2 separate regions of the Mus musculus genome follow, and region 1 is linked to region 2. A link is a loop called in an ENCODE intact Hi-C map of the cell type or tissue named here. Cell type or tissue: left cerebral cortex. All regions are shown on one strand. Each heading gives the region's core, and the rest is flanking DNA. Links, peaks and the distances in the headings are about the cores only. Region 1 overlaps Gm39436 (predicted gene, 39436). Region 2 has its middle 19 kb from the start of Gm36540.

Region 1 (15,175 bases), core at 4,195-12,194, 150 kb before region 2:
TGTAATACAAAACAACAAAGACTGACATTTAAGCAAACAGAAAGATAATTAGAACTAACATGGACGAAAAACCCCAGAAACAGACATCAATTTGCACATGGTACAAATGCAGAATAGATGTGACTCTTTAGGGTGATGGCATGTCCTCTGATAAACCTGACTCTCTTGCCTATACCCACTTTGGAGGAAAAATGAAGCAGGATCTTTCTATGTTGCTGGACATAAATTCCTTGGCTTAAGTGACCCTCCTGTCTCAGCCTCACAGTTAGATTAGGAAAACCACACTAACAAACACTAGGGCTGACTCCTCATAATCCTCAGACATTATGAGAACCAGTAATTGGAATATTTAAAGACACAAACGTGGTCCTCCTTTAATTTATATTCCATTCGTGTGTGCAGGGAGTGTACTAGGACAAAGCAATTTAAACTATTCTTTCATCAAATCGTGACAAGAAATACAGATGTTTATTGTAGCTGTCCACATTCTACAAAAGGGAGATGGGTGCCTGCATTAAAGCGATTGGCTCAAGGTCATGCAGTTAGCAGGTCAGATGTAGGAAATTGAGACCTGGATCCTTCTGACACACTGAGCTTCCTCCAACACACTCCATGTTCTGTCAGGGTACTTAAAACACCACTGACACTGGTGAATCATAAATCATGCTATGAGACGCTACAGACACCAGAGCAGAGACTGACTCTTAGGAGCAATGTATGAAGTTATCAGTGCTGCTGTGGCAATCTCAATCACAGCAGAGTAATACAGAAACGCATAAACCTTGCCATGAGCTCTCCTCCTCTCAGAGTTTCTCACCAAACAAACTTGGGGCTTCCAGGCTGTACCTGGAAACCACATTATATTCTTGCAAGTCCACTTTTAACTTCCTTCTTTCTCTCCCTTGAATAAAGATGACTCCCAATCCAGAGACTGCTTACTCATAATCTATCCTTCCAGGAAGCAACTAGAATTGAGAACTGCAGGAACTCTGGCTCATTCACCCATCATAAGGTAAAAAGATGTTGCACAAGGTACCCACCTCTCTAAGGAGCACTGGCTGCTACTCCCGGGCAGAGAAAAGTTCATGTTTATGTTGGAGATTGCTAATATCCACTTCCTCCTGGTCTCCACATTGTTCAGTGTCTTCTTGTACATACCTGTGCCATTATAAATGATGCTTGTCAACCAGATGGACGAGGAGGATGTTCCTGACATCAGTTACTTCTATGCAACTGGCTTACGTAGATCATGGTTGAGTGGTGGGCAGTGTGGACTGGGTTCAGAAGACAGCAATGTCTGGACTTGAATGGTGGCCCTTCTGTCATGCTCTCTTTCCTTTGGTTGTCTAGCATAAGGAAGGAGTCCCAGTCTTTTTTCTGATGCTGAAACAACAACAACAAACCACCCCAACATAAAGAAACTTGGAAGGAAAGTGTCTGCTTTTGATCACAATTCAATGTTACAGTCCATTGTTGAGAAGTCACAGCACACAGCTGGTCGCATCACATCCACAATCAAAAGCAGAGAGGAATGTGCCCATACATTCTCTCTTGCAAGTGCTCAGCTCCATATTCAGTTCATCTCTAAGAATGATGGCGCCCACAGTGGGCTATGTCTTCCTGAATCAATTAATCATGACAGTCCCCTATAGGTATGTCTATAGACCTACCCAAAGAAGACAGTCTCTCATTGACACTCCCTTCCCATGTAATTCTAAGTTGTATCAAGTTGACAGTTAAAGCTCTTCATCACAGATGGCATGATGCAAAAGAAAACCCTTCGTCAAAAGAAGCCATGAACACAACCGTAGGCTCACTTTGGTTGAGGACTAATCAAGCGACATACCTCTATTATTTGAAGCCATAAATTGGGTGCTGTGCTCCAGTCATAATCCCAAGCCCTTTCCATTCTTAAACTTCAAGATGGACTTCCAGCTGTCCTTGCTGGTGGACTTTCCTCAAGAAAGCACACCTTCAAGAGTGTGACATGCTGGAAAGGAAGTACTGTCTTACTTCCAAAACAGTCAAATAAATTAAGCCCCAACCCATGACTGGCAGGAGTGGGTATGTAAACACCAGAGGGAGCAAAGCCTGGGGCTTGTAGTCTTTTTGTTTCCCAGAATGTCCCTGAGGATGGGGTCTGGTCACTCTCATAGGAAGCTGGAACATTGGCTTGTTAACGCATCCTTTCTTGGCTGCCTTCCTCTCTCTATCTCACTGTTCCAGCTTTGTCTTTAAAAGAAAGCTTTTCTTCCTTTCTTATGTTTACATAACACCACTCCCACCAAGCATGGGTAGTGGCTTATTTTATTTGACTGTTTTGAAAGTTCTAATTCCCTAGCATTTCCCACTCTTGAAAGTGTGTTATGGTTTTCAGACAGCATCTTACTACATAGACCAGATAGCCTCAAACTCACAATCCTCCTGCCCCAGCCTCTCAAGTACTTGAGATACAGGTAGAAGCCACCACAACCAAGTCACTTTTTTCATTCCAAATAAAACATCATGCCTAAAACCTTCCCTTGAAGACTGCTTTCCAAAAACTAAGACAACACAGTATCCCTACCTGTTAGTTGAATACAAATCTAAGTATCCCTGCCTGTTAGTTGAATATGACCCCCAAAGGATACAGAATCTCCTGGGTAATCCAAGGAGACACTTACTGCTATCTAGAAGGAGGGTCAGAGGTGTATGGGGAGCCAAAAGCATTCTACAGCTCACCTAGTACAGACAGGCATACCTAAGTCTCTCTCACACTCATCTACATACAAAGGATTGAACTTGTCAACCTGAGTTCTGAGACTTAGGGCTCTTCAGGCAGAGTTTTAATGAGCATAGACATATCAGATGACCAGAGACCTGAGACAATCTGGATTTTGTCAACCCTTCTGCTACATTTTTGCATTATTCTGAAAAACTTCCATTGAAACCTGTTGGCATTGGTTAACAGGGTAATCACTGACAGAGGACAGCCAGATGCCACGGGGTAACTCACATCAGGACCAGCTTCTCACATGAGGTCAAGGGTAAGCACAACATTTAGGCCTGGAATTGACATATCTAGGCTGTGGCATGTCAGTCAATACCTTACCACCTCCCTCTGGTGACATCTAAACCACCATCCCTAGAAATCACCAGATCCCCTGTCAGCCTGCCTCCTCCTGAGAGCAGTGTCTACCCCACTATCTCTTTCATACACACCATAGCTACTGATAAAGCCTTCTTAGCAAATCACAATCACATGACCATGTAAGCCCTAGAGGCCTAAGTGCCCTGCTATGACATGTGACTTTGTCCACTCTGGACCTTATCACAGAAGAAAGAGGAGGAAGAGAAGGCAGAAAAGAAGGAAGAAGAAAAAAGAAAAAGGAGGAAGAAGAAAGGAGGAAGATGAAAAGGAAGAGAAAGAGGAGGAGAAGGAGAGGAGGAAGAGGAGGAAATTAGGAAGAAGAGGAAGAAATAGAGGAAGAAGAAGAAGAAGAGGAAAAAATGGGAGAGGGAGAGGGAGAGGGAGAAGGAAGAAGGAGAAGGAAGAAGAAGAAGAAGAAGAAGAAGAAGAAGAAGAAGAAGAAGAAGAAGAAGAAGAAGAAGAAGAAGAAGAAGAAGAAGAAGAAGAAGAAGAAGAAGAAACCATAGTTTAGCCTCTGACCATCTCAGAACAGCACCAAAACCAGATAAACTTAGTTTATAGTTCATAAAGAGCCTTGAATCTGAATCATGGCACAAGTTTGAGTTTTCATGGTTCCAAATATGAGGTTTATTTTAAGCCATGAGTAATTTAAAGATGGGTCATTCATCCCTCAAGTCCTGAAATTTCTCATTGAGGATGACAACCCATATCCATACTACTGGGGACAATTAGGAAAGAGGGTTCAACGCCGTAGAATGTGTGTGTATGTGTGTGTGTGTGTGTTGCACATTCTCCAGAAGGCCCAAGGCCCACTGCTCCAGCCCTTGATGTGCTAATGCAAGGTCTCCCTAGTTCACAGCCATTTCCCTTTCTGCAGTCATCAGACATTTATTTTATAATATTTTTAATTTTATTGTTTTAGATATTGTCTTTATTTACATTTCAAATATTATCCCTTTCCTAGTTTCCCCTCTGAAAATCCCCTATCCCCTATACAATGCCCCTGCTCCCCAACCCGCCCACTCCCACTTCTTGGCCCTTGCATTCCCCTATACTGGGGCATAGAACTTCACAAGACCAAGGCCCTCTCCTCCCATTGATGGCTGGCTAGGCCATCCTCTGTTACATATGCAGCTAGAGACATGAGTCCCATCATGTGTTTTCTTTGATTGGTGGTTCAGTCCCAGGGACCTCTGGGGGTACTGGTTAGTTCATATTGTTGTTCCTCCTATGGGGCTGCAGACCTCTTCAGCTCCTTAGGTACTTTCTCTAGCTCCTTCATTAGGAACCCTGTGCTCTGTCCAATGGATGACTGTGAGTATCCACTTCTGTATTTGCCAGGCACTGGCAGAGCCTCTCAGGAGACAGCTATAACAGGCTCCTGTCAGCAAAATCTTGTTGGCATCTGCAATAGTGACTGGGTTTGGTGGTTGAACTCACACACCTATGGTCACTTGATCTTAATTTTATTTTTAAACTATATATTTATTCTTTGAGAATTTCACATGTGTACGAAAGGGATTTTGATCATATCCACCCCTCACTCCCCACCCCCACCCAGATTCCACACCCACATCTCCCTCCCAACTTCACGTCCTCTTTTTAGCCACAGAATCCAGTTAATGTTGACCTTGTGTATGTGTGTGGGGTCTGACACTGGACGGAGGATGACCAACCTTCCAGGGACCTCATCTCTGAAGGAAAGCGACCATCCTTCCTGGAGGAGCAGCCCTCGGTGGCTTATAGATCCTCTGCTGTCAGTGAGGCTCCTGTCCATGCTGGAAAGCTTGTCAGGCTTGACCTTGTGTGGGTAGCTGTGAGTTCATAAGTACAGCAGCCTTGTCAAGACCAGCAGACTGCCCTCCCTAGCCTCTAGCTCTTACAGTCCTCCCCCCTCTTCCAGAATGATCTGTTTATTGATTTGTAATTAGCCTACAAAGTAACCAGTTTCCCTAACGTCAATTTTGTTTAGCCCCAACACATTCTCTTTCCCCTCAACTGTATCTTTTTGGCCCTTGTATTCTTCACTTTAACATCTTACTTTTTATAGTCTTCCCTACCTACCCTCTCTGATAGCGTCTTTTAGCCCCCTCTCTGGCCCCTTTCTGGTCTCCTAGGCTCAGCCTACATTCGCTGCCACCTAGATAAACATATATTATAGTCAAGCTATGATCCATATATGAGAAAAAATGAATTATTTGTCTTTCTGAGCCTGGATCATCTCCTGTAATATCATGCTTTCTAGGTCCACTCATTTCCCTGCAAAGTTCGTAATTTTATTTTGCCCTTGTGACTAAATAAAATTCTACTGCCAATCATTTTAAGAAGCCCACCTTTCCTTTATCCATCCCTTACAGAAATGTGCTTTAAGGTGCTATGAAAACAGAGAAATTTTTTTTGGCACCATGATAGCAAACTTAAAACCAGAAGAAAGTTTTATAGGTCACCTGGCATCTTGTTTAATTTTTCTTGTCAACCTGACACAACACAGGGCACTCCTGGAAGGAGGAAGCCTCATTGAAGAACTTCCCAGCTCAACTTCATCTGTGGCTATGTCTAGGGGTCATGATCCTGGTTGCTAATTAATATAGGAGGGCCCAGCCCACCATGGGCAGCACCATTCCTAGGCAGGTGGTTCTGGGCTCCACAAGAAAGCCAGTGGGCTGAAGTAAGTAAGCAACCTTCCTCCATGGTCTCTGCTTATGCTTCTTGCTCTGTCTCTGGTTTTCAGTGCCTGTCAGGATCCTCCATCTACCAGCTGCTCTACTGAGCAACTTCCTCCGATCAAGGAGCTCTCAGTGTGTGAGTCATCAGGAGCATCATCCCACCTTCAACGTGTTTTGTTTCAGTGCACTTCCTTACTGCTCGTCCAGCAGCATCTGAACAACATGACTGCTAGAGATAATGTATAAAGGCATTGTAGAAAGCACCAGCAACACCCTCATTTGTTCATTTATATTTTTTATACCTAGTTTATTTGTGTGTATGGACCACGCGAGCATGTGTGTGCTCTCTCATGTGTGTGGGTGTGCAAGTTCCACAGTGCATGGAAAAGTCAGAGGACAGCTAACGAGTAGTCAGTCAGTTCTCTCCTTCCAACCACATAAGTCCAATGGGTCGTCAAGCTTGGCTGCAGTTGCTTTGACCCACAGAGCCGTTTCACCAACCTTCATTTGGCTAACAAATAATTCATGAGCACCTTGTACATGCTAGATACTGTTCCAGCCACTGGAGATAATGCTGACCAAGAAAAGTCCCCTGTCTCAGGAAGCTGACCCTGCCTTCAGAGAAACCAGTCATAGGCATAGGATGTCAGAAGATGACGACCATTGTGAAAAAAAAAATCAAGCAGGCTAAGAGAAGCAGTGCAGAGAGGATGGGACCCAGGGATGGTGCTTTATTTCAAATCCTCAAAGATAATCTCTCTCCGAGGAGGTGACATTTGAATAGAAACAAAATGGAATGCCAGACAAGCACTCTCGTCTGGGGAAGAAAACAGTGTGGGCAGGGAGAATGGAAGGTGGGAGGGAATCAGTGAGTCAGAGAGTCAGGAGGAGGCCAAGTGTGGACAGAGAGCCTCCCTTTGCTGCCCTTGGAGGCGGAGAATGGGCAGACCCAAAGCACTAAAGTGTTCAGTGAGGAGTCTTCAGAGAATTTGGAAACAGCCACGTGGTGGCACCCCCGAGGATTTTGAAGAGTTGCATGGACAGCTCCAGGCAAGGAGGCTGCTGAAGAAACAAGCCAGTAAGGAAGCAACTGAAGTAATCATGACAGCGAGCAGTGAGAGGAGAAGGAGCCACACTCTGGGAATCGCTTTGGAAGTGGGCACACCAGCTGAGAGGTGAACAGGAAGTCACGCTTGGCTCTACCACTTTGACCCAAGAAACAGAGTATAGTGAGAAAGTTGTGGCCAGGGTGAATCAGGCAGACAGAAAAGAACGTCCATTCTGATTGGGGACACAAGCTTGACAGAGCCGGCCTTTGGGTAGAGACTGGTGCTGACTTTTTTATTTGTTTTGTTTTGTTTTTTCGAGACAGGGTTCCTCTTTCAAGTTTGGTCCTCCTAAGAAAAGTTGACACAAGGCAGCACATTCAAAAATCATCACACATGTGACTTGTCATCAAAGCCATGAGCACCTCCATGATCAAACTTCTGGATTTTTCTAAGTAGCTACATTTGATGCACTGGTTGATAGGATCAGAATATAGAATAATCGAAACCTCTATCTCAAGAGCCCATATTGCCAAACCAGAAAGGCTTCCAAACCTACACAAAATCATTTTACTAGTTCTACTCATGGAATCAGACAAATATGAAGTATGTGTGAGCATGAAGAGGTAAAGGTGACCGAGGGAGGGGATTTAGACCAAAACCACCTAGAGGTGTACAGTAGGGTATACCCAGTGGCAACTCATACACACAGAGAGGCATATGGAAGGATAGGTGCAAGATGACTATGGATAGATGGATAGACAGGCAGACAGACAGACATGGGCAGGCAGACTTGCAATGGGCATGGATACTTGATTTGCCACAAGGAATATGTCCATTTCAAGATTCTGCCCCCCGTTGTCCTCATTTAACTCAGTACTTTCAAATTTATCTTCCTGTGTCTATTCCTTGCTTGTCCCAACCCAAAATTCCATTTTTAAGCTCACTCTTGTCAACCAGACTTGCAAGAGCAGTATTTTATGCGCTAACTTGTGATCTGTTATTACTTTCAAAGATGACACTGGGTTTCTCACCTGGTGTGCTCCAGAATGACAGAAAAGAGGCCTCTAGTGGGGAAACGAGATTTTCATAGTTTAAACCCTAAAAATAACAGTCCTATAACACTGAATCTCATTACCAAGCAGCAAGTGCTGTCAATGCTCTTCATCGCTGGTGTTCACGAGACACATCCCAGAGCCCACGTACTGACACCTACCCACTAAACACACACACACACACACACACACACACACAGAGAGAGAGAGAGAGAGAGAGAGACTCCCAAGCTATGCTGTTACCTCTGGTAAACCCAAGGAGTGTGCGCCAGATCAAGACTCCCGTCCTGTTGTGTTATTACAATTCACTGCCTAGGAAATGAGTCTGTGGCTGCAAGCCCTTCAGTTCCCTGTATGGCAGATTTGGGCAGAACTGGTGGGTGTAAATGAATGCAGCTGCACGGCTGGACTGTGAGGAGGAGGAGGGAGAGGCAGACCCAGGGTAAATTAGAGGAAGAGAAAACGAGAGCAAGAGGCATGGCCCAACTCCCTCCAGCTTCCTTGGTCACTGTTCTCCCATGGTCAGCCCTAAACAGATAATGACAACGTTTCCACATGTGCAGCTAAATCGTTATTCTCTGGAGAAGCCTAAAAGTTCAACCGGCAGGCTGGTAAACATTCCTGAATCTTTAGCCGGCAGTGGAAGGGATGTAAAAATCAGCATTTTATCCATCACTGGACTGACCTCCCTTGGCCTCAGGCGGGAGATATTTACAAGAAGATAATGAAAACATATGAGCAAGGAGGACCAGCTGTGCCAGTACACGCATGCTTAGGTCCTGCTCCGCTGTGCTAGTAAAGGCTCTTGAAGGTCTCATGGGAGAAACAATACCTAAGGAATCTTTGGGGGACATTCCATAGGAAAAACATCACTATACACACCACACTGGAGCAGGCACTTTTACTCCCTAACTCCCCCACCCCTTCCTGAGGGCTTTCTAGAAAACCAAAGCTCCTTATTCTGAAAATCCCTGAATTAGTAGAATACACATTAGCAGAGAGCACATGGTTGGTAGGTGGGAGGTAGGTAGATACATAGATACCTACATGTATGCATACACATACACACATACATAAATTCATGGGCAGATTGGTTATTCAGTTATCCAGATCCAATAACACTTGATAACCTATGTTCTAAAGCAGTGCCAACATCCATGGGGCACTATGGCATTTGCAAATGACTTCTCAGCCCTCCCCCACAGAATGCCCTCAACAGGCTCTGGAGAAGCAAGATGGGTGCTTTCCACTTCACAGTCAAGAAGCAAATGGCCAGAGTTAAGGCATCAGGGGTTGCATTGGACACTCTCACACTGCTGCAACCACAACACCTGACAGAAACAAGTTGAGGGAGTGTGCTAGCTTGACCTATGCATCTACACCATGGCCCAGAGTGAAAGGAAATCAGAAAGGGACTCCAGAAAGAACCTGAAGCAGGAACTGAAGCAAAAGCCATGGAAGAACACTGCTCAGTGGCTTGCTTGCTTCATGGCTTGCCCAACTTGCTTTTTTTATACAACCCAGGACCACCTGCCTAGGAATGGTACCGCCCACAGTGGGCTGAGCCCTCTCACATCAATCACTGATCAAGGAAATACTCCACAGATTTGCCCACAGGCCAATCTAATGGATACATTCCTCAACAGAGTTTCTCTGTTCCCAGATAACTCTAGTTTATGTCAAGTTGACCAAAACATACATACAAACAAAAACAACAAAAACAAAAACAAAAAACAAAAAACCTAAGCAGCACAGGGGGAATATTTTTGGGCTCATGGTCCCAAAGGGATTTCTATCCATCCCAGAAAGGAAGACATAGCAGAAAACTTCATTCGAGGCCACCAGAGAGTGTGGCAAAGGTTCCTCACAACACCATAGATCAAAAAGCATAGGGTCTAAAGGGCCCAGGGGCAGAGCTATGATCCTCAAAGGCCCACGGGTAGTGACCTGCTTCCATTAGCTATGTCCCACCTCCTGGTGGTTCTGCAATCTCCCAAAAGAGCATCACCTGCTGGGGACATTCAGATTGAAAACTTAACAAGAGCTGAAGTCAGTGTGTAAGGCACAGCAGGACAGTCGTTGCTGGTCCCAAGACTGCTGTCCACCTGAAAACACTATGGTAGCTTGCCTTTCTTTGTGGGAAGAAGTGGAGAGGGAGGAAGCAGACAGACCTGACCATTATGAGTATGAATTTGTTAATCCCTCCAAAGGTCTTCTTGTCTTTAAACTCAGTTGTTCCTGCAGAGGCCATGGGCATGCATAGAGGCAGAGAACAGGAGATGCCAGGTGCAGAGCCTGTCAAGGAGTCGGGAAATGTTCATTTCCTTGGCTTCATCCCAACTCCCCCAGCACTAGTCTCCATGACCACAACACTGAGCCCCTTAATGTCACCATTACTCTGATGGCAATTACAGCAACCTGTCTCCCATGTTAGCTATGTACCAGGCAATGGGCTGGGTTCACATCTGATACCTCCATGCTTTGTCTCACTGTGAGTCTACCATGATCCTAGGAGATAATCTACAAGCTGCTTTATTTGAAGGCAAGAACAAAATAAACATGCTAAATCTCAGACCAGCCATCCCATAATGGGGATCAGTCTCTGCCTCAGCCTGGTCTCGGCATCTCTGGCTGAGTGTTCACGCCTCTGGTCTAGCCACTGGTCCTCGGTGCCTTCATCAGTCTCCTCCTCCATCTCTGATCCAGCTGACCTGAGACACCTTCAAACTAGGAGTGTGAGACCTGTACCAACTGCTTTCTGGTCCTGTTTTATAAGGATCCTGCCTAGAGTAGGATCTCACACACCAGCAGACTTTAGAAGGCCATGTCTTCCATACCTCATACCTTTGCAGAGTCCCCTTCCACTAATTATGAACTGATGCGTGGGGGTACTGGAAGAATACCCTGGTGGTGCTTCTGTGCCTGTTCTAAGCAGAACGGAGCAGGGGCCTGGAGAGATGTGCCATGGTTAAAAGCATGGGCTGCTCTCCCAGAAGACCCTGGATTCATTCCCAGCACCTACATGCCAACTAAACAACTGTCTGCAAGTAACTGCATGGAACTGTGTAGTTCCATGGATCTGATGCCTTCTTCTGGATTCTACAGGCATGGCATGCACAAAATACACAAATATACATGTAAGCAAAATACCTACACACTTAAAACATACATACATACATACATACATACATACATACATACATACATGCCATTTCCAGGGTTTCTGCTTTTGTGCTCCTTTGCTTGCTCTGAGCTCCCCTGTCAGAGATTTCACACCTTGCTGATCTTGAGTGGTCTGTGAAGATGGAAGGGGCCCTGAAGCCACACAGCAAAGCAGAAGACAGCTGTGAGCCCAGCTGAGTCCTTGCAGCCTGTCCCCAGCCACTAGAACCTTCGTAGTTAAGGCAGGAGATTTGAAGGTGTCTTTGACAGCAATGGAGTCTTTCTTGGCTCTTGATAAACTTAGCTTGTGGTCTAGGGTCCTGTAAAACTCAGTGTCCTCCAAAGCCACTAGGACAGGTGGCTTTTGTGTCCTTGTCTAGAGAATTCAAAGGATGAAATACACAGACCATAAAGGGGAAGGGGGGTTTAAAGAGAAGTTTATTGTGGATTCTTAGGTCGGGCTTAAGAGAAACAGAAAGCAGCACTTCTGTAGCAGGATTGAGTCCTGGCAATGGGATACCCTCGCTGCTGCCCCAGATTTTTAAAGGATTTATGGTAAAGACCGGGGTGAGGTATGGTCCAGTTGGTCGACCATGTGCTGTGTGGTAGCCTCCTCTCCTCTCAGTTTCGTTCATGTCCACGTGTACAGCTTCCAGGCAGGAGAGATGGCTCTGCAGTTACCAGCACTGAGTGCTCTTCCAGAGGTATCAAGTTCAACTCCCAGTCCTGGCATGGTGGCTCACAACCAACTGTAAAACAAAACTTCCAGGCAAGGCCAAGGGACAAGAACTAGAGAAGCAGAATTTCCTGTTATCCTCCCTCCCTCCAGCAAGGGCATTCTCTGAGCTGCTGCTCTGCCCTTTCCGGCCAGCTTTATCTTCTGTCCTCATCACTGGGCAGTGGAAGAACAGAGGACATCTCTGCCCAGCAGACAGCAAATGAAACCAAGATATTCCACCCCTGCTGTGCTCTGTCCAGATTCCAGACCCTCAGTACCAGAAGAAACAGACAACTCACTGCTCTGCTAACTCCTGGTGAGAGTTTGCCACAGAGCCATCCATCTATCCGTAACACCCAGGCCCATGTGTTATTTACATAAAACCTAGAGTCAATGTGCTAAGCATCCAGTTCAATCCGGTGATGTCCATAAACTCCTTTGGATCTCACTTCAGTCCCCTGTGTGGTTATGACTTAAAATGCTACTAGACACCGAGAGCCCATCCCCTGGTTCTCAGCTCCAGTCGAGAACTAAGGCATTACAAAGCCGGCAGGCAATTATCTATCGTGGGCTGGTACATAACAGAAGCAGCCTGGCGCTAGCCCACACTGGGAGAGACATTAGTGGAGCGGGGCTAAAGGGAGGCTGCCCAGCAGCCGCCTGTTCTCAGTGGGGCCTCTCGCCAATCCCGATGTCCACCCACACAGCATTCAACAAAAAAAGTTCCAGGGACTGTGGCCATCATGTCCGTCTGAATTGTGATCCGGATTTGTACACTCTGGGGCGGTTTGATAAAAACGCAAGTAAGAAAAATATCCAATATCACTGCCAGCAAGACACAAAAGGCTATATCGGTTCCCAATTTAAAAATAATAACTCCATCGTTTGGCCCCCTCTGGAGTGGTTCAATCAGATCCAGCCCGTTTCTCATGTTTAATGTCTGGTATAATGACTAGGCTTAATTTTAGTGGAAGATTTCTGCATAAGAAATGGGGGAGAAGAATTTGTAATTCCCCAGAATTAGAATTGATGTCACTGGACTCTTAAAATATGCATATCATCTGAAAATGTATCAAGGGTAAAGAACCTGACAGACTCAGCTAACGGGGCTGGCAAGCGTACCTCAGAGGGGCATCGGTTTGAAGTCGTCGCTGTAAGCCATGATGTAGGTGACAGTAAGAAATTGACTCAAGGTGTTGCAATTCTTTTTAAGAACTCAGAAAATCCCTTCATTAGGACTTAATTGATTTCTCCAGAAAGGCTTTCTCATAAAGGAAGCTGCCCTATGTTAGGTTCTTCGATCGAAGGTCCAGTGGTCTGAGTGCCTGTTAGCTGTCAAGCACCCTGATCTACCCTGGGCCTTCCCAGTAAGTAGAGCACAGAACTGGCCCTGCAGAGTTTGCTGGCTTATCCAGCAGCTCTCTCTCTCTCTCTCTCTCTCTCTCTCTCTCTCTCTCTCTCTGTGTGTGTGTGTGTGTGTGTGTGTGTGTGTGTGTGTGTGTGCAGAAGAGGAGGAGTCAGAAGTACCATCAGCTGGGGGCCTATGGTTCCTCAGACCCCAGGTCTCCTCAATTCCTGTGGTTCAATTAAGGAGGCAATTCCTATGTGGCCTCCAGACGCCCCAAATCAAATTCTAATTGAGTTTCAGGGCACACAGACAGATACTGGGCCCAGAAGCAGATTAGAATCACAAACTGCAGAGTCCCTTTATCCTTTCAGCCTGTTTCCTTGTCTGTAAAATGGGAACAAATCTTACTTCAGAAGGCTTTTAAGAAACACAAGGGAAGGTGAGACAGTTTAGTTCCATTTTACAGATGCTCAGTGCCAGACAAAGACTTAAAACTACATACAAACGAGGAACTAAAAACTCCCCCGGGAAGGCCAGTTGGGGAGTAGAGGATGGAAGAGGAGACCAAGCAAAGGTACAAAGTCAGGAGGCTGCCACAGAGAGGACATTCAGCCTGAACCTGGGAGGGAGGAGCATGGCAGGCGGACATTCACACTCCGGTGTCTTGTAGCCAGTTGATGTTTTCATGGGGCTGGGCAGAAAGCCCACATTCCCCCAGCACTTTAGATTACGTGCAGGACTGAGCACAGGAGCTCCAGTAACCAGAGCACAGGAGTCTCCAATCAATGACACAAGGAGTCTAGCTGTTTAGGATCAAGTTGGCCTGGTGATAGAAGCCAGGGGCTCAGGTGGGATGCCTACAGCATCCTTTTGGACCTGTAGTACCTTCTCCCCGGCTCCTTAGAAAGCCAACACATTCCAGCTCTTCACGTTACAATCAAAGCAAGTCCTTGGGGTTTTTCTTACTTGCTGCTCAGAATCCTGCTTTGTAGCAATAGCAAGAGAAGGGCTGATGTAACACATAAGTTCTCCATACCTACAACCAGAGACAGAACCAGTACTGGGTATGGAGTAATAGCTACATGCTAGAATCTCTGCAGTTTTTTGCCCAAGTGAAAGGTGCCTAACCTAGGATTGCTTGACATTAGCAATGAGATCTCCATGGCCAGAAGAGCCTCTGTCTCACAAACTTTAGGGCAGTGTCCTAGCCCACACACTTCCTTCACGGCCATTTTCATGACTAGTTGTCACCTCATGAGGGAGCTGACACTCTCAAAGAATACCTTTAAGATCCACTGGGATTAGGCCAGCACATAGTTCAATGGAGCCCCGTGCCTTCTACGGGGGGGGGGGGGGGAGATATAATTTAACACAAGTCCAAGGCCTCAACCAATAGGCTCAAGAAAATCCAGTGTTTATAGAGAATCAGATAAGTGCTACCAACTTAATCCAAGATTTGTTTTTAATTTTATAAACTTTATTATTTAAAAAGTACATGCAAATAAATAAAACACCGTACTCCATAATAAACCAGATTCAAAGCCTATACTGAATGCAGGTGATGTATGTGAGTTATGAAAAAGAACATGAAGTTAATTGGTTTTCTGACTCTCTCCTGGAGTCTTAGGTTGGGGGGGCAGGTAGTTAAGTGCATGAACTTATGTGATAACACAAGTATAGAATTTAATGTGAAGCTCTGTAGCCTCTCCCAAATGCCTACCTTTCTGTGAAGGAGTTCACTGAGTTCTCACTGAGAATTTAACAGACTCATTCTAGTAACAAGGATCAAAACTAACATCTTATGACTTTTACTTAAGGAATATACTTTGGTAGTCTGCATTGATGAAGGAAGCTGAAATCTCAAAGGCTTGGTCTGTAGGAAGACAAGGATGCTAAGAGGTAACTCAAGCACTCTGTCTCTAATGCATTAAAATGTTGTAGGTTGGGATGAGTAGATAGAGAAAAGAAGGGATGGATCTGAAAAAAGACAGCAATGTAAGCATGGTCCTGCACATCTGTAATAGCAACACAGGGTGGGGCGGGGAGAAGA
Region 2 (15,175 bases), core at 4,547-12,546:
ATGCCCGTAGGATGCTATGGGTCCCTGGAACACTAACGTCCAGCGAGTTCATGACCTGAACAGACCCTAGTAGAGAGCAGGCATTAGGAAATATTTAAAGAATGGAATGGAGATGAACATGCGAGGTGGGTCACTCCAAGGAGGCATTGGCACATCTAAAGCATCATTATCTCGTGAGTCCCTGGCTCGCTTTTAAGAGGCACTCACAAAACACTCGAGACTTTCAGAGAAAATGGTGGACACCTACACAGGATGGTGAGGGCTGGGGGAATGAAGTGTCAAGATAACAGAGAATAGACTGTGGTAAGGAGGAGAGAATCGGAATCACAGAGGAGGAGAAGGAGCAGCTGAAAGGCACAGAGAAACAGAAGGGTGTCCCAGAAGGGAGTAAGTCACATGTGATTTTGGCCATGTAGTTCCCTGGTGAGGGAAGGAGAAACAGAAGTCTCATCAGAAGGCAGTCCAGGTGGCCCTAAAGAAAAGAAACCAGCACTCCTGCCCAAAGGAAGGGCCAGGGTTCCCACAGGACTCAAGTCCAGGTGTGTTTTAGTAAGACAGCGGGACCCTCCTCTTCCTGCCTGGAGGGTCAGCAGTGGGACAGAGGTCCATTCTGTCCCTCTCCATTGCTCAGAGGACAATGGCCAGGGCCCATCTTTAGGTAAAAAACTACGTTGTAACTCTGAGAAACTAAATAAAACAATCACAAATCAAAAAGCCTGAACAGTCTTCCATCCAATCACATGGGAAGCATTAGTGGGTACTGGGAAAATCAGGCTCTTGTCTATACGTTGGGTAGGGGCTTGGCTCAGGCAGTGACATGTAGGGGGGAGTGTCCCACCCACAGTGGCTAGAAGCTGATGTCATCACCTGAAGATAACTTTAAAGTCTGGTCATCCCAGACCTGAAGTGATCAGCTAGATCAGCCCCCAACGCCACCTAATGGTTGCCGGGTTCACTGCTGTAGAGATGTGTGTGTGTGTGTGTGTGTGTGTGTGTGTGTGTGTGTATGCTGTAGAGAGATTGGGTGGGTTTTGGCTGCTAAGACGGGTCTCATATATCCCATGCTGGCCTCACACTCACTTTGTAGCTGATTTCCAGTCTCTGCCTTCTGAGTCCTGATTTACAGGTGTGTACCACCATACCTAGTCAGATGCTGAGAATTCTGAAACTCCTTGCCTGCCTTCTGTACCCTCATCGTCCATGTGACTAACGAACTTAGGCTCTGCGGACACAGGCCTGCCCATGCCTATCTCGGCCCTGTTTGTTTTCCTTGCTTCCAGCGTATTTAGGAGACACCACAGCTGGTACACTAGCTATCTCAGGCTTATGAACTGAGGAGTCTCAGAAGGGTAAGAGGAGCAGCTAAGCCCACATTCTGCAAAGCTGGGTGGCTGGCATAGGTCCCTGGTGTACAAAGAAAAGCTACTAAAGTGAAGATAACTTGGCTGGACATCTGACACGTGCCTTTATAGGCTCAGCACCAGCATGACTGCAAGAAACCAAGTCTGTGTTCAGTTGATGCGCGCACACACACACACAAACACACACACACACATACACACAACCCTAGTGTCCACCAGGCAGACTCCAGTTTTAAATGACCCGGAAAAACTCTGCCTCAAAATTTCTGGTTTTGCCCTTTATCCCTCTCTTCTTTTCAAATGATTGTTTTAGTCATGGTCTTACTCTGTGACCCAACTATAACACTCCTGGGCATGTCCTAAGGATATAAACTACCATACTATAGAGATTGGTAAACAACAACTTTACTGTAGCGCCATTCATAATAGACAAGAAACAGGCCTAGATGCCTGCCAGTGAATGACTGGATAGAGAAAGGATGGTACATACACATAATGGAGCCTAGAGAACCACAAAGACAAAGGAAATTATAGCACTTGCAGGAAAATGGATGCAATTGGAAACCATCTTGTTAAGCAAAATAAGCCAGCAAAATAAAACACAAATACATACACTCACATCTGCATACTCCTAAAACACACACATGAACAAAATGTCAAAGAGTTTAATGTCTTCAAGCTGGATGAAACCATGATGAGCAATGATAGCTATCCTGGCTGAGATGGCAGACCAGCCTTGCTCCTGAACAGGAAGGGAATAGCAGGTGGGAAAACATGGCCCCAAGGTGCCCAAGGACCTCACTACATAGGCAATGACAGATTGAAGTGTGTGTGTGTGTGTGTGTGTGTGTGTGTGTATGTATATGTGTATGTATGTATGTGTATGTATGTATGTATGTGTATGTATGTATATGTATGTATGTGTGCATGCATATATGAACCTGTATATGTATGTGTGTATGTATGTATGTATGTATGTATGTATGTATGTGTGTATATGTATCTATGTATGTATGTGTGTATATGTATGTATGTATGTATGTGTGTATGTATGCATATATGAACCTGTATATGTATGTGTGTATGTATCTATGTATGTATATATGTGTGTATGTATGCGTGCATTTGTGTATGTGTGTGTATATGTATGTATGAATCTGTGTGTATATGTATGTATGTGTGTATATGTATGTTGTGTGTATATGTATGTATGTGTGCATGTATGTATGAATCTATGTATGCATGTATGTGTCTATGTATGTGTGTATGTATGTATGTATGTATATATGTATATATGTGTGTATGTGTATATATGCATGTATCTGTGTATGTATATGTGTATGTATGTATATATGTGTATGTATGCATGTATCTGTGTATTATGTATGTGTGTATGTATATATGAGTATGTATGTGTATACATGTATTATGTGTATATATGTATGTGTGCATGTATGTATGAATCTCTGTATGTATGCGTGTGTATGTATGTATATATGTATTTGTGTATGTGTGTTATGTATGTATATGTGTGTATATATATGTGTGTATATATCATATATGTGTGTGTATGTATCTGTGTGTGTATGTGAGTATGCAGGTGTGTATGTGTGCATGTATGTATATGTGTGTGTATGTATCTGTGTGTGTATGTATCTGTGTGTGTATGTGAGTATGCAGGTGTGTATGTGTATGTATATGTATATATATGTGTATGTGTGTATGTGTGTATGTATGTATGTATGTATGTATGTATGTATATGTGGTACAGTTCTCTATCCTCCAACTACTACATTCTTTCTACCCCTCCTCTGTGATGTTCCCTGAGCCTTGGAACACAGAATTATATAAGCATCCTGATTAGGGCAAATCACTCCAGCATCCCTTGTTCTTGGCATTTTGATCAGTTATGAGTCTCTGCATTAACGGCTCCTGACAGTGATAAGAATCTTGTCCGTGAAGGCTGAAAGCAGCACTAATCTCTTGTCAGAAACATGAGCATGCAGAAGGCAATTTGATAACATGTCCATTTACTGAAACAACAGCAATGGGGGTCTCTCTAGGACCTATGGCCTCCCAAAACACAAGTTCTAGACCATGTTCACAGTAACAGGTAAGGGTTCCTTTCTTTGGAGTTGGCATCAAAACAATTCATATAGTGGTTGGTTAACTACATAATCATTATGCCACTATTGTGCCTGTGCCACTTTTAATTTTTAAGACAGCATCTCTCACTGGCCTGGCTCTGATCAAATCTAGATTAAATGGCCATCAAGCCCCCAAGGATCTGTTTATCTCTACCTCCCAAGCACCAGAATTACAATTGTACACAGAAAGAGAAAGAGAGAAACAGAGACAGAGACACAGAGACAGACAGACAGACAGACAGTCACTTATTTTTTATGTGAGTTCTAGGGGTTGGTCCTCCTGGGTTCTCATGCTTAACCTCTAAGTATCTTACTGACTAAGCTATCTTCCTGGCCTAAGACACTTTCTTTCTTTGAATCTGCTCCTCCCTTTGAGTTTGCTCCCTGCCCCTCCAGCTCTTTCCACCCCTTCTTACTTACAGATGGGTACTGGACAGCCAAAACACCTTCAGATTCTCCAATGCCATGCAGTTTTTAAATGTCAGTCTCTAAAGGGCACCTCTGCCAATGGTTCAGCCACATTGCAGGAATTTAATTACCTAGACGAAGTACACTCAAAGAAATGTGTGTAGGCTTTTTTTTTTCTTTCCACATCTCTACTTCATTTTGTATTTTTTCCCTTCTAATTGAAATTAATTTCCCTTGCTGTTTTGTGATACAAAACACCTGGATAGGGTTATTATTCTGGAAAGGCAATTATAAAATTAAAAGGATAGCCATGATTTGGAGATCCTAAATTGCAGGTGGCAGTGACACCCAGCACACACAAAGGGGAAAACATTTGCAAATGCAAGCTAAATTCTCCCACAAAGAAACTTCCACAGTCCTACAAAAGCCTCAGATCAGTGGATACCCACAAGGCACCACTGATAGGGTAAGTTGGGTATTGTGGTTCACTGCCTAGATGCCCCCTCAAGACTAAATACTCCTCTACATGCTATAGAGAGGTGACTCCTAGCTGGTAAGTAGAGGTCCCTCGCCCAAGGTCCCACAGTGGAATCTTCTGAGGATTTGGTGTGGGTGTGGGTATGGGTGTGGGTGTGTGCATGCACACATGGGAAGTCAGAGGACGACTTTCAGTCCATGAATCCCAGGGATGACTCCAGCTTCAGGCTTGCATAGAAAGTGTTTTTACCCACGGAGCCATCTCCCCTGCCCTCTCTTATGGACTTTACTGAGACGACGTCACAACCTTCCACTCTGCCCACAACTATCTCCTTCTCTGCCTTCCACAGATGTGGATCCCAGAGTGTCCCATACACAGCCTCCTAAAACCCAGGGTCATTTCAGAATCAGCTTCGCAGGGAACCCCACCTGGGATTGAGAGGAGAATCATGGTTTTCTTTTAAAAATTAATCTGATATGCAGGATACCTGATATTTGACCCCTGTAACAGAGCCATCTGACCCTCAAAGGACTGATAACCCCACAGGTTTAGAACCCCCGTCCTCAGGCATCTCCCTAGAGCAGACAGTCAGCATCATACAATGAAAGACAAAGAGAAGGCTGGGGAACAGAAGCCCTAAAGAAAAAAAAAGCCTACGTGTCTGTCTCAGACACATCAGGATGCTGCAACAAAATGCCACACACTGGTGGCCTAAAAGGCACAAATTACTTTCTCATTTCCCACAGGGCTAAGAAGATCCAAAGTAATCAAGGCAAAGGCAAATTTGCATCCTGAGAAGGACTTGCTCTCCGGTGTCGTCTTCTGGTTCTTATTGTCTGTCTCTCTTCTCACGTAGCCTAATCTTGTCATGCAGGCTCCACCTTATAAACCTGTCTAAACAGACTTATATCCCAAGGGCCTTACTTCCAACAGGAGGTTAGGCCTCCGCATAGGAACGCTCAGTTCATAACAACAGCCTCTTGAGCAGTCCTCTGTGAAGATAATTTTCCATATCAGACCCTTAATAAGGGTTGATTGGCTAATTTTCCAATGACGTCTCTAATACAGATAAGCACAGAATCCAGAAATTAGACCTGCAGTTGGCTGAGGTCAACCCTGCTGCTGTCTGCCTTAGTAAACAAGCTATACCCCCAGTGGTAGGCAGTCTTGGGAGTCAGGGGACCCTGGAACATCTGCTAAGACACTGCTTCTTGGCATGTCTACTAGAGTCTCTTCAGAACATGGACATTTGATTCCATGAGTGGGTAAGACCCATCCTCACTGATTGTAGGTGGGCATCTTATGGCACAGAGGTAGAGTAAAGGTGGATCCTGGAGCTGGGGCACCTCTCTCATCCTTCCCTGAACATCAGAAGCTCAGACTTTTAAGCCATTGGCTTCCTCAGTCCTGGGGCCACTGGATCTGAACAAAGCCACGTTTAGTTTCTCTGAAAGGCCAGCTTATAACGCCTCGGCCTCCATTAGCCACGTGAGACAATTGCCATAGGGAATTTCCTCTCAGAGATTAGATGAGGCATAAGGTGTAGACATGCTGGCTTGGTTTTGGGGACCTTCCCTCCCGTCTGAGCAACCCCAGGCTCAGTTCACACCTAGCTCGTGCTTGGCTCTTGTTTTATTTTCTCTGTCAGTGTCTAAACCAAACTCGGTGCTCCACTTCATTCTCACCAAAGCCTCTGACTTGTGAATGGCTTGAAGAAACAAAAGGGAAGGGTCCCAGTTAGGGTTATAATTGCTACAACAAAACATCATGGCTGAAGGAAACTTGCGGAGGAAAGAGTTTACTGGGCTTATAGGTTCCATACAGCCTGCTTCCATCAGGGAAAGGCAAGGTGAGAAAGGCAGGAACCTGGAGGGCAAACCTAATGTACTTTGCTTTAAGTAAGGAGAACACTGCTTACTGGTGTGCACCCTGGGGCTTTCAGCCTGCTCTCTTATACACCCAGGACCACCCACCCAGGGGCAGCCCCACCCACAGTGAGCTGGTCCCACCCATGTCAGTCATTAATCAAGACTGGCCTACAGGTGATAGGATGGGGACATTTTCTCAATTATGTTTCTTCTTTCCAGATAACTTTAGCTTGTGCCACATTGACAAAGAGCTAGCCCGTGCATGAAATCACCATAGAAAAGCAGATGGAAGAGCCTCGCCTCCCTTTCCTTGTGCCAAACCCCACAGCAATGGATCACTACTGCCTCACATTTCCCCGGGGAAACAAACAAGGAACAAAGAAAATCTTTGTGCCTACAAAACAGTAAGTTCCTCCCAGCTGTGGGGACCCAGTCTCTAAAACTGGAATCTAGAATACGCAGCGTTGACTGTTGGGATAAAATATTATACTCGAGACTGCTCTGAAGCCAAGAACATGGTGTCAGCCCTGGCCTTCCTCATTCTGGTGACCAGAGACATTGAAATAACCCAGGGGTCATCCTTCTCAAAACAGCCTTTCAACACAAGAGTGGACAAAGGTTCTAATGGCTTCCCCAGCCTGAGACAATGAGAATGGTAGATGGTAGAACTTTGAAGTGGGTTTATATTGGGGGGATAAGAAAACAGGTCTTTGAGATTAAAGCCAGTAAGGGAAATCAAAGGTGATGTGCTGTGGTGATCACAAGACACAATGCTGGTTACCATGAAGAAGAGCTTCCAGGGCTGAGCTTCTGAAGGGGTGTGTGTGTGTGTGTGTGTCTGTGTGTGTGTCTGTCTGTCTGTGTGTGTGTGTGTGTGTGTGTGTGTGTCTGTGTGCATGTCTGTGTGCATGTCTGAGTGTGTGCCTGTGTGTATGTCGGTGAGTGTCTGTGTGTGTGTGTTTGTGAGTCTGTGTGAAGGTATGTGTGAAGGTGTGTGAAAGTATGTATGCAAATGTGTGTGCAAGTGTCTGTGTACAATATTTGCACCACAGATCTTCACATCTCACATCCAGAGTCTGTCTACTCACCAGTCACTCAAAATGAATCCCCTCCTAGCCATTTTCTGGAAAGCGAGATTGGCAACTGTTCCTTTACCCAGATAGCTTATAGTACAGACAACCTAAGGGCAGACGTTACCATAAGGCCTGAGTAAAGTCTTTCTGGAAGTTCTGGGAGGTTTATAATTCAGAGAAGACAAGTGGAGTTCGGTTTTGGACACTGGCTGTCTAAGGGGTGTTGAAAAGAGAGTCCCAGGGGTCCCTTGCTGGCAGGGTCTGGGTCCTGGGCTGGATCCTCATTCACACTGTGCTCAGAGCTGACATATCGTATCAGGAAAAAGTAGTCAGGCAGCTTCCATTCCAGCTCCATCAAGCCTCTGTCGTCCTTCACACTCAGAGGGTCTTATTCAGGGTCAACATGAATAGAGAATGATGTCGACTCCAGTTGGGTCTGAAATGATGAGGATCTGGTGCACAAGACAAGGTAAGATTACAGCCTTTCCTGAGGTCCTGTGACCGCAGGCCACTCTCCCCTCGGTCATACATGAGGATGCATGTGTACTAAATCATGAGGCTGGAAGTACAGCACCACACCTGTACACGTGTCATGTGTTCCCCTAGCACAGAGGCTGGTGTGAAGCAGGAGCCCTCAGCCCACCGTGGATGGAAGCAGTGATCGCTCTTGTTCTCCAGCTTCATTAGGGCTCTCACACCCTCTCGGCAAGACACTGATGTAGGGGAAAGCAGTGATCTCTGCTAAGCCCACTTTTCCTCAGTGGAAAGCTTGTTTGGGGGACCAGAGAAACTTGGTCATTGTGATATGAAGTTGGAGAAGGAGCACAGATCTCCGACGCCAGCCAGCCTGTGGGGGCTTTTCTCTTCCCCTTTATCCAACCATCTCACAGCCAGCTGCAGGATGGGGGTGTGGCTTTCTCAAGGTGGAGCCCAGAAAGCCTAAGGTGCTCAACCACCTGCTCCCTCCCTCCCTCCTTTTCTCTCTGTGCTGGACCAGAAGCCATCAGCCAGACTCTACCTCCACTCTTCAAAGTTTGACCAAACTTTGCCATTTCTACATTTTCGCAATTTTCTATAATAAGCCTGCACTGGTTTTATAATGGGGAAAAAACCCACTCTACACTGCTCAAAATAAACTCGTTTCCTAAGGTGACAAGAAGACTCTCCACCCTCACTGTGCATGGCTGCAATTCCAGGGAGTTTATTTTGGCACCGAAAACGCCCACTCCAGAGTCCATATGGCCTGAGCATAAGTAAGTTGTAGTCTACTTTTTAAAGGACCACGCACAGACTCACTCTGCACTTCAAATAGGAAGACGAATTTATCAAGATCCCTTTTTTATTTTTTTGGAGAGGGGAAGTGAGAAAAGAAAGTCCAAAAGATCTACAAAAGTAGAGCTTTCTCCTGTATGTTATCCCTAGAGAACATGTGTGTGCATGTGTGCATACATGTGTGTATGCATGTATGCATGACACCAAGGACCAACCAAAGCAAGTCTCCACTTTCTGATGATGCCTATGTAGGAATCAATTGGACCAGCTTGGGGATGTGACCCACAGCTCTCCAGAGAGGGTGGCAGGTATTAGACCTGGGATCTGCAGGGTGATGGTAATCTTTGTCTGCAATGCTGAATCTCAAAGGAAGGAAACAGGGGGCCAGCAATATCGCTGGGGGTCGCTGTTGGAGAGCTCAGCTATTCACAAAGAGCTGGATGCCACATGCAGATTAAAATCCATCATAAAGCAAAAACACTGAAATTTCATTTCTGAAAATTCACAACTCCTTTTTCTTGTTCAATTTGAAACAAGGTCTCACACTTCAGCTCAGGCTGTCCTGGAACTCACTAAGTTCCCATGGCTTCAAACTGATGACAATCCTCCTGCCTCAGCCTTCTGAGCCTGAGGATTATAGATACCACAGGTCGCCATGCTTTTCTCGCTGTCGTCTTTCTAAAGCAGCACCAAACCTCTGTGAGTAATCAGAACTTCCTTCCACCTATCATGTAAACTTTAGGATTTGGGTTCTTTGTTGTTGATAAATTACATAGAAAAAGAACCTGGCTCTTGCAGCCTACTCCCACCCCCACCCACCCACCACCACCACCCCCCACCCCCACTCCCACCCCCACATGGCCAAGGCTTCATATCGGCCTGTGTGTTTCCTGTTGCGCCAGATGTGAAGTTGGGGTCACCAGCCACTGCCACTAAAATGACTCTCTTCCTTCCCACTCCCTGGCAGCTTAGCTTTGCCCTCAGCCTAGCCTTTGAGACAACACCAAGCATTTCAAATCAGCTCATTCCCCCACGCAGCTTACACTGAGTCTCATGGTTCATTGCCTAAACTCTGGTCACGTGCTCATTTCTCACCTCTCAAAACAGGGTCTCACACCCACTTGCTGCTTTTCCACCATACCACCAGCACCTTGAGGAAAAGAAGAGTGCAGGTAGAAGATGACCACCTTCAGAATAAACAAAAATGAAATAGCTCCTGCCTAGTCTTACCCTTATTTTTTATTTAAGCCTGTACAAAGAATATGTGGATAGAAACACATGCACGAGACCCATAACTGGGTGGACACACATGCATGGGACCCATCCACAGTGTAACTAGCACACTGTTCATATGTTTTGTTGGAAGCGTTGGATAATAATAAAGAACAAATTTGGTGCAGGTTGGTGGTAGCTGTTAGTGGTGGTGTTGCATATGTGGTATATATGCACATGTATCCACATGTGTGTGTAACTGTTTTCACATGTAGAGAACACAGAAAAGCATCGACTCTCCTGCTCCACCACTCCCCACCTTTTTCCCTTGAGATAGGATCTCTCACTGGACCTGGAGCTAGAATGATGGCCAACAAGGTCCATCAGCCCTCCTGCCCCCTACAGTGCTGGGATTACAAGCACAAATGTAGACATACCCTTCTCTTTACACAAACTCAGGTTCATGCTTATACACTGCCTTTGTTAGAGTTTCCACCAATGTGAAGAGACACCATGGCCACAGCAACCCTTATAGAGGCAGACATTTAATTGGAGCTGGCTTACAGTTCAGAGGTTTAGTCCATTATCATCATGGCAGATAACATGTAACAAGCAGGCAAACATGGTATTGGAGAGTTAGCTGAGGGTTCTGATGGTACCTCCTAGGAGTGACACTCCCTATGGACCTATGAGGGCCATTTTACTCAAACCCACATATACTCGGTGCTCTTAACTACTGAGTCATCTTTCCCGTCTCTAGGTATTTATTAAGCCACTGCAATTTCTAAGGTGAAGTAGTTTCATCCTTATAGGAGAAGCAGTGGTGGCCACCTCTATGTAAACACCAGGGCTGCACAGCTGCAAAGGCATCTCCTGCAGGGGCGGTGGGGGGGGGGGGGGGACGGGACTCACCGAGCACTGCCTGAGAGACCAAGGGTTGTTGATGCAGACAGTGCTAGCCAATCGGGAACTACTATTTAGAAGAGATCCTTTCTTGGGACCAATGGGGCACGGGTGGAGCAGAAAGAGTTGGGCAACAAGTAGTCCAGTGCACAGGTAGCACATCCCTAAGGCTTGAAATGTGCCAATGGCACAGACAACAGTAACCGAGGAAAATTCAAGGTATGTGTTCTGGGTAGGAATTTCCAAAGGTCACTGTGGCCAAATCTCTCATTTCCAAACAGGTATTTGGCTTCTAAGAGTTGGTGGAAAGCAACCAGGCAAAATCTATATTTAAACAGAGATTTAGGCTGAGGCTAGGAAGGCAAAGGGATGGATGGTAACTATGTGAAAGGGGAACTATCAGTGCACAGCACATCCTAGATGCTTAATCAAGCACAGATGTTTTCTTAAACCAATGATTAAGAAAAAAAAATTGATTCCATCCATTTGCCTGCAAAACTCAGGATGTCCTCATTCTTAATAGCTGAGTAGTATTCCATTGTGTAAATGAACCATATTTTCTGTATCCATTCTTCTCTTCTATTGTGGGACATCTAGGTTGTTTCCAGCTTTTGACTATCACAAAGAAGGCCACTATGAACATAGTGGAACACGTGCTCCTGTCGCATGGTGGAGCATCTTTTGGGTATATACCCAAGAGTGGTATCGCTGGGTGTTCAAGTAGATCTATTTCCAATTTTCAGAGGAACCTCCAGTTTCATTTCTAAAGTGGTTGTACAAGTTTGCAATCTCACCAGCAGTGGAGGAGTGTTCCTCTTTCACTACATCCTCTCCAACATGTGTTGTCACCTGAGGTTTTGATCTTAGCCATTCTCATTGGTGTAAGGTAGACGACTCTTAGGGTTGTTTTGATATGCATTTCTCTGATCACTAAGGACTTTGAACATTTCTTTAACTGTTTCTCAGCCATTCGAGATTCCTCAGTTGTGAATTCTCAGTTTAGTTCTATAACCCATTTTTTTCATTGGTTGTTTGATGTTTGGGTGGTTAGCCTCTTGAGTTCTTTATATATTTTGGATATTAGCCCTCTCTCGGATGTGGGGTTAGTGAAGATTTTTTCCCCCAATCGGTAGGTTGCTGATTGACCCAAAAAAGACATGCATGGTATAAGTAAATGTTTTGGGGGTGGAGTGCCGAATACCCAAGATACAGCCCACAGAACTCAAAAAGGTCAACAAGCTGAAGGACTTAAGTGAAGACATCTCAGTCCAACTTGGAAGAGAGAAGAAAGCAATCGCAAGTGGGGAAGGATATGGGAGGGAAAGGGGGAAATGGGGGCAGAGAGGGGAACATGATCAGGTATTGGGTGGGGAAAAAGGACTGAAATCCCTGAGAGCCAGCAGAAAGAATGAAAACAGGCAACCTCGGGAGATAGAAGGCTGGGGGGACCCTCCAGAATGTACTAGAGACCTGGGAGGTGAGGGACTCTCAGGACTCAAAGAGAGAGATCGAAGATGAAATGGCCTATATTGAGAGGGAACTTGTAGAGCCCACCTCCAGTAGAAAGACAGGGCATCAAGTGAGGGATGGGGTTGCCATCCCATAGTCAAAACTCTGACCCATAATTGTTCCTGCCTGAAAGAACTGTAGGGATGGAAATAGAGAGGAGCCTGAGGAAAAGAAGGTCCAGCGACAGGCCCAAAGTGGGTTCCAACTCAAGGGGAGGTCCCAAGGCCTGACACTATTACTGAGGCTATGGAGCGCTCACAAATAGGGACCTATCATGGTTGCCCTCCAAAAGACCCAAGCAGCTGAAAGAGTCAGATGCAGATATTTGGACAGAAGCTGCTGACTCCTGTGGCTGAATTAGGGAAAAGCTGAAAGAAGCTGAGGAGAAGGGCGACCATATAGGAGGACCAGCAGTCTTAATTAATCTGGACCCCTGAGATCTCTCAGATACTAGAACACCAACCAGGCAACATATACCAGCTGATATGAGGCCCCAAACACATACACAGCAGAGGACTGCCAGATCTGGATTTAGTCAGAGAAGATGTACCTAACCCTCAAGAGACTGGAGGCCCCAGGGAGTTTAGAGGTCTGGTGGGGTAGGGTGGGGGGGTGAGGCCATCCTCGTGAAGACAGGGGGTCAGGGAGGAAGTATAGGATGTGGAGCAGTTGGAGGGTGGACAAGGAGGGGAATAAAATCTGAAGTTTAAAATAAATAAATAAATAAATAAATAAATAAATAAATAAAAGAAGGTATGAAGAAAGAAAGAAAGAAAGAAAGAAAGAAAGAAAGAAAGAAAGAAAGAAAGAAAGAAAGGAAGGAAGGAAGGAAGGAAGGAAGGAAGGAAGAAAGAAAGAAAGAAAGAAAGAAAGAAAGAAAGAAAGAAAGAAAGAGGAAAAGGAAGAAAAGAAAAGAAGGGAAGAGAAGAGAAAAGAAAAGAAAAGAAAAGAAAAGAAAAGAAAAGAAAAGAAAAGAAAAGAAAAGAAAAAAGAAAAGAAAAGAAAAATATTGGAAAGTGAGGAGTAAGAACTTAAGCAACAAGTTCTTCCATTGGATAGTCAAAGTGACCATGCCATGACAGATAGCAATACAGGGCCACTGCACCCTCAAGCTACAACATTCAAGGATGTGCGAAGACCCTCTTATGCAAAAATAGAGGGATCGGTATATCAAAGTGCAATCATTAAATCTGCCAAAAAGATATTCTTGCAAATCATGGCTTGGTGTATTACTGATGAAGTACCATTTATTATAGGCATGAGTAATATGCATGTTTCATGCCAGTAGACAAAGCCCTTCATGCATAGCCTCTGGAAAGCCAAATAGAGATAGGAATGGGGCAAGAAATCAAAGGTTTGTTCACACCACAAACCTTGAGCATTGCTACTCTTGCAGAGGACTAAGGTGTGCTCCTCCATATTCACATGGTGGTTCACAACCATCTGTAACTCCAGTCTCAGGGGATTCAACATCTACTCTGGTTTATGTGGGCACCAGGCATGCATATGGTGCATAGGCACACATGGAGACAAAACACTCACACACATACAGATATACGTACAGGTTTGTGTCCCCTACCTTCAGGATCCACCACCACCACCACCACCACCACCACCACCACCACCACTACCCCTGTTATCTTCACAAACACCTGAGGTGGCTCTATACACTCTGGTTTGAGATGGTTTGAGAGCCACTGGAAAACTAAGCCACAAACAAGCCAGTTACACGCATACCTGGTTTTTCTTTCGGTTTTGGTGTGGGGTGTGTGTGTGTGTGTGTGTGGTTTTGTTTTTAGCTATTAATGGAACACAAGAGGTCTCTCGAGCCCATGAGAGAAAGAAAGCTCCCCTTGAGGATGGCATAAGCAATGCCTTTATCTGTTATCTGTGCTACAGCCGCAGGGCCTTCACATAGGATGCTCTTCTGGCTAATGTTCTTTTTTATCCAGGGTATGTGGTGCTGGAGATTGAACCCTGGGTCTTTCATATGCTAGGCAAGCACTGTTCAAACTGAGCTATATCCACAGCCTGAGGTTGTTTTGTAAGATTGCAGTAATGTAGTGACACATTTCCTAGTGACCCTCGACTCACACCTTCTCTTTCCATGACTTGTCATTACATGCATATCTATTTTTAAATATGTAAATATAACCTGCCCAGTCTGTATAATGTTCTTTATGTGTGTTTTCGGGACTGGACATTTGGTACTAGATAACCAAGTGATGTGCTCTCCCTTAGGGGATGCTCTTTCTCCCCTTCTCAGCACTTCTTAGCTACCTGTAGTTCTCTGTGGAAAGCTGAGGCCTCTCCAGCTTCCCCTCATTTGCATTAGCATGTCTGTTGGTGGTGTCCTTGATCAACTCACGTTCAGGCAGTCGCATTGGTGAGACACTGTGGGTGCAGCTTTTGGCAGTCCTAGGAGATGCAATCTCACAGCACATCCCCTGATCCTCTGATTCTTAGGATCTTTCTGCCCCTCTTCCGCAGTGTCCCCTGAGCTTTAGATGTGGGAATTGTTTAGTAGATGTATTTGTCCATTGGGACTGGGCTCAGCAACTCATTTTGACTGGTTGTTGTTTTCTGTAATGGCCTCTGTCAATTGCAAAAAGAAGTTTCTTTGCTGAGGGGTGTGGACTACACTTACCTGTGGGTAAAAGGTCAATTATTTGGAATGTAGTCGGGGGCTACAATGGTTTAGTAAAGTGGCTATTGTAGGTTCTCCTCCAAGATCTGTGGCCTCCCTAACTCTGGGTATTTGGCTAGGTTTCCAATGCTAGGTATGAGTTCCCGCTTGTTGATCGGGTCTTAAGTCCAATTAGGGATGCATGAGGTTTTATCTCCAAAAATAAAAACATAAATAACACCAAGTCAGCACACATTTGTTATAATCGACTTTTGAGTATTTTGTTTCAGTCTTAATAAGTAAATTGAAGCTATACAC

The links. A loop is a pair of places that touch in the nucleus more often than their neighbours do. Peaks named below come from ENCODE experiments on the same cell type or tissue, not always from the same donor. Only the 100,000 strongest peaks of a DNase experiment are listed, where the experiment ranks them.
Region 1: it touches region 2 in a loop (11-fold over the local background); 4 of 42 quality-filtered maps call a loop at or near these places.

What each region holds. Positions count from the first base shown.
Region 1 is chr9:113,334,326-113,349,500 of GRCm38, forward strand. It overlaps Gm39436 (predicted gene, 39436), which reads right to left. Exons shown (of 6, transcript NR_165307.1): 5 at 1,159-1,383. Among named protein-coding and RNA genes, the nearest start is that of Gm39436, 17 kb to the right of the region's middle. In left cerebral cortex, for the core only: a CTCF peak has its summit at 7,893; DNase peaks (open chromatin) are centred at 5,932, 6,723, 8,013 and 8,845; H3K27ac peaks cover 6,799 bases.
Region 2 is chr9:113,480,306-113,495,480 of GRCm38, forward strand. No RefSeq gene overlaps it. Among named protein-coding and RNA genes, the nearest start is that of Gm36540, 19 kb to the left of the region's middle. In left cerebral cortex, for the core only: a CTCF peak has its summit at 8,979; DNase peaks (open chromatin) are centred at 6,585, 8,534 and 8,929; H3K27ac peaks cover 6,110 bases.